2 separate regions of the Homo sapiens genome follow, and region 1 is linked to region 2. The links are chromatin loops, found by intact Hi-C in ENCODE. Cell type or tissue: IMR-90. All regions are shown on one strand.

Region 1 (2,500 bases), 150 kb before region 2:
GAGACCAGCCTGAGCAATATGGTGAAACCCCGTCTCTACAAAAAATATGACAATTAGCCAGGCATGATGGCAGACACCTGTAGTCCCAGCTACTCGGAGGCTGAGGTGGGAGGATCGCTTGAACCCGGGAGGCGGAGGTTGCAGTGACTCGAGATTAAGCCACTGCACTCTAGCCTGGGTGACAGAGTGAGACTCTGTCTCAAAAAACAACAAAAAAAAGTGGTCCTCTCACCTAGAGCAGAGAGAGCATAAAGTGTGTTAATGTGAGAAAGCGTCGCTGCAGAGAAGACTGAAGTCAGTTCAGACTCTAGGCCCCAGCCCTTCCAAGTCTCTGAAGACATTATCATCCTCCAGTGGGGCCCTGTGCCTGGGTCACAGGCTGAGACCTCAGTGGGAAGGCTGAGAAAAGGGAACTGGTGGCTGGGGGAGGAAAAGGAAGCAGAATGTGGAAACTGTTATAAGCGAGCTGTGCTCACAACCAGAGGTCTAGACTTGGGGTAATTGCTGAAAGAAGGCAGGTAAAGTGGTGGGTTCAAGACAGGACATACTTTACCTATAAACCAAGCAAGGGATTTAACCTCTCTAAGTCTCCGATTCTTGTTCTTTTTTTCCCTTTATTTATTTATTTATACATTTTTTTTACACATTCTAATGTGTCATATTATTTAAAGTTACGATAATAATTACTTTTTTTTTTTCTGAGATGGAGTCTCACTCTATTGCTCAGGCTGGAGTGCGGAGGCGCGATCTTGACTCACTGCAACCTCCACCGCCTGGGTTCAAGCGATTCTCCTGCCTCAGGCTCCCAAGTAGCTGGGATTACAAGCATGTGCCACCACGCCCAGATGACTTTTTGTAATTTTAGTAGAGATGGGGTTTCATCATGTTGGCCAGGCTGTTCTCAAACTCCTGACCTCAAGTGATCCACCCACCTTGGCCTCCCAAAGTGCTGGGATTCCAGGTGTGAACCACTGTGCCTGGCTGAAAGTTGTGATAATAATTCTGAACCCACTGGGCTGCTGTGAGGATTCAGTATGAAACTGTGTATCTGTGGCTGGGCATGGTAGCTTACATCTGTAATCCCAGTACTTTGGGAGGCCGAGGCAGGTGGATCACCTGAGGTCAGGAGTTCGAGACCAGCCTGGCCAACATAGCGAAACCCCGTCTCTACTAAAAATACAAAAATTAACCAGGCGTTATGGTGCACGCCTGTAATCCCAGCTACTTGGGGGGCTGAGGCAGGAGAATCGTTTGAACCCGGGAGGCAGAGGTTGCAGTGAGCCAAAATCGTGCCACTGTACCCCAGCCTGGGCAACAGAGTGCGACTTCGTCTCAAAAATAAATAAATAAATAAATAAAAATAAAAGAAACTGTGTATCTGTGTCAAATTACGGACAACTCCAAAACATGTGTAGTATTGTGCTTTACAGAGGGGTCAGTGGTGCATCTTTGCCACCAGAGGGAGTGCTACCAACAACCTGTTAGGGCTAAAACCCTATAGAGAGCCTGCAATACCAACTAGTAGACTGGGATTTTGCAAATCAGATGCGGAGATGCAGAGGCCAAGGGTAGTGGCAGATGTCCCATCCTTTTCCTGGGCTACAGAAACCTGCTGGCCTCCAAACCGAGTCTGCGTCGTAACTGAATACAGCCCTGGCTAAATCGTCAGCCTGGTATGGGCATTGAGGGGCCCTAGGTCACCTGCTGGCCGTCCATCCTGAGGCATCTGCTCAGAGCCTCCTCCAGGAGGCGTGCTCTACCAGAAGAGAGGACGATAGGCATCCAAATGGCCTGAGCACAATCTCTTCCACCCGGTACCCCAGGGCTCACCTCTCCACCCCTGAATTCCAGCAGTAACTCCCACCCAGAGGCTCTAGCTGTATCCATGATCAGCCCCTCCACATATGGTTAATAAGGACCACCACATCTGTAGGATAGGTCCTGCAGTTAGACTCTCTGGGTTGGAATTCAAGTACCACCACTTGCTCTGTGACCTTGAACAACTCACCTTACTCTTCCCTGAGCCTCAGTTTTCCACATCTGTAAAATGGAGATGATAAGAATGCCTACCTGTCTGATTTATGGGAACTAAATAAGATAATGAATTTTAAGTGCTGAGCACGCTGCCTGGTACACAGTGAGCATGCAATAAATGTGAGCTATTATTATCATCTAAAAAAACTCTTCCTCAGTTCCAAAATACTTTTTCATTAATTCTCTAAGTGAGGAGGACAGAGCAGGTGTCCTCATTTCACAGATGGGGAAACATAGTTCTAAGGGGTTCAGTGACACCCCCAAGGTCACACAGTGAGCAGAAGCCAGGAGATCCAACGCTTAGCCCAGGATGAACCCCCTCCCCCCATAGCACTGCCCTTGTTTTTTTTGTTTTTTTCTGTTTTGAGACGGAGTTTCGCTCTTGTTGCCCAGGCTGGAGTACGATGGTGCAATCTCGGCTCACTGCAACCTCCACCTCCCGGGTTCAAGCGATTCTCCTGCCTCA
Region 2 (2,500 bases):
GACCCCATCTCTAAAAAAAAAAAAAATTTTTTTTAAATTATCCAGTCATGGTGGTACATGCCTATAATCACAGCTCCTCAGGAGGCGGAGGTGGGAGCATCGCTTGAGCCCAGGAGGTTGAGGCTGCAGTGAGCTATGATCACATGGCCTGAGTGATAGAGCCAGACCCCGTCTAAAAACAAACAAAAAATAATAATTATACACCCTTTTTTTTTTTTTTTTTTTTGAAACACAGTCTCGTTCTGTGACCCAGGCTGGAGTGCAGTGGTGCAATCTTGGCTCACTGCAACCTCCGCCTCCTCAGTTCAAGCAATTCTCCTGCCTCAAGCTCCCAAGTAGTTGGGACTGCAGGCGCGCACCACCAAGCCTGGCTAATTTTTGTATCTTTGTATTTTTGTAGAGATGGGTTTTTACCATGTTGTCCCAGCTGGTCTTGAACTCCTCACCTCAAGTGATCTGCCTGCCTCAGCCTCCCAAAGTTCTGGGATTACAGGGGTGAACCACCACACCTGGCCAATACATACTTTTTTTGAATCAAAAGCTGGAGCACTGTGCGCTTGCTGTTTGAGACCTTTTTTCACTGTATGGTGGACGTTTTCCCGTGTTAGCATCCTACCTCACCATCACAGAGTGGCTGCCGCTGATGCCTCGAGTGGATGCCCATATTTTATGTAGCCTTTCTCCTGGCCATGTGCATTAGGTTGTTCCTAGCTTTAACCTGTTAAAAAGGTGCTGAGTTAAACAGCTTTGTAGATAAGTCTTCACCACACACTTGTGATTATTTTCTTCGAATAAATTATTAGAACCAAATAGGTGAGCCAAAGAGATGGACATTTTTAAGTTTCTCAGTACCTCGCAGAGGCGTGCACCAATTTGTGCAGCATATGAATGTTCACACTTTCCACTGCCCAACTTTTTTGACTCCATACAGTATCTTTTTGTTTTTGTTTTCCATTTTTCTGAGATGGAGTTTCACTCTTGTTGCCCAGGCTGGAGTGCAATGGCATGATCTCAGCTCACTGCAACCTCCATCTCCCGGGTTCAGGCAGTTCTCCTGCCTCAGCCTCCTGAGTAGCTGGGATTACAGGCATGTGCCACCATGCCCGGCTAATTTTTGTATTTTTAGTAGAGATGAGGTTTCACCATGTTGGTCAGGCTTTCTCGAACTCCTGACCTCAGGTGATCCACCTGCCTCAGCCTCCAAAAGTGCTGGGATTACAGGCGTGAGCCACCGCGGCCAGCCAATATCTTTTTAAGTAAATGAAATTAATATGTTCATCATCGACTTGTCTATATGCTTAGATGAAAAACTTCCTTTTCTGTGTTTGTCTGTATCAGTGGCTAAGATTGTAAGCACCCGTGTATAGGGCTGCAAATGTTTGGGCATGTCTCCTATACACACTTACCTCTGGGCCTGGAGAACTTGGTGAGTTGTTTTTGTACAGCGTTTGACCCACTGATGAAGAGAGCCAACACCAGCCCAGAGGTGCTGCGGCTGCCCTCTGCTGGCTCTGAGGTGCAGTGATGACTGAGAAGGCAACGGTTGGACTCCTGGGCTCAGCTTACATTAACCCTGCCTGCCCCCTCCCCCTCACCAGCCCATTGTAAGATTTTCAGCCACAGAGGCCCTACCTGGAGGGTGAGGAGTTTGTCACCGCTGTATCCTGGGTCACTGCATTAATTAGGCGCTGTTAATACTTGCAGAGGCTCACTCACAGTAACTGTCAGTGGGAGAGAAGCATAGAAGTGACTGCTAGCAAAGCTGGCTGCTGTTGTGTAGCGGGGAGGGGACCCTGAAGGCTACTCTGGGGGAGCTTGAGAGGTTTGCAAGCCAAGGCAGCATCCTTCAGGCACGTGTGTGGCCTCCTGAGGTGATGACTTTGAAAGGGGCCACCATGGAGCTGTGTTTATTTTAAAGGTCAGTTCTTTAGTCTTCTCAAGAGAAAATGAGATGCATGGACACAGTTACAGCTCAGGTGTCCTTGTAGTCACAGTCCAGCAACCTCACTTGTTGGGCATAGAGCCCAAAAGTGAACATTTTATTTTTTTGTTTGTTTTCGTTTTTTTTTTTTTTTCTGAGATGGAGTCTCACTCTTGTCACCCAGGCTGGAGTACAGTGACATGATCTCAGCTCACTGCTACCTCCGTCTCTGGGGTTCAAGTGATTCTCCTGCCTCACCTCCATAATAGCTGGGATTACAGGTGCCCACCACCACTCCCAGATAATTTTTGTATTTTTAGTAGATATGGTGTTTTTCCATGTTGACCAGGCTGGTCTCGAACTCCTGGACTCAAGCGATCCACCTGCCTCGGCCTCCCAAAGTTCTGGGATTACCTGCGTGAGCCACTGTGCCTGACCATTTATTTATTTATTTATTTATGAGACAGGGTCTCACTGTGTCACCCAGGCTGGGGTGCAGTGGTGCAGTCATAGTTCACTGCAGCCTTGACCTCCTGGGCTCAAGTGACCCTCCCATCTCAGCCTCCCGAGTAGCTGGGA

The links. Peaks named below come from ENCODE experiments on the same cell type or tissue, not always from the same donor. Only the 100,000 strongest peaks of a DNase experiment are listed, where the experiment ranks them.
Region 1: a loop joins it to region 2, with 4 times the contacts of the local background. A loop is called at or near these places in 27 of 110 quality-filtered maps.

What each region holds. Positions count from the first base shown.
Region 1 is chr10:97,405,872-97,408,371 of GRCh38, forward strand. No RefSeq gene overlaps it. Among named protein-coding and RNA genes, the nearest start is that of RRP12, 5.8 kb to the left of the region's middle. In IMR-90, CTCF peaks have their summits at 1,447 (motif pointing right) and 1,748; DNase peaks (open chromatin) are centred at 1,480 and 1,740.
Region 2 is chr10:97,552,188-97,554,687 of GRCh38, forward strand. All of the region lies in intron 1 of UBTD1 (ubiquitin domain containing 1), which reads left to right. LOC124902488 (a long non-coding RNA gene) reads right to left here. Exons shown (of 3, transcript XR_007062259.1): 2 at 1,633-1,721. Among named protein-coding and RNA genes, the nearest start is that of ANKRD2, 19 kb to the right of the region's middle. RefSeq lists an enhancer at 1,487-1,988 and a silencer at 1,538-1,617. In IMR-90, a CTCF peak has its summit at 1,505 (motif pointing left); a DNase peak (open chromatin) is centred at 1,474; H3K27ac peaks cover 202 bases.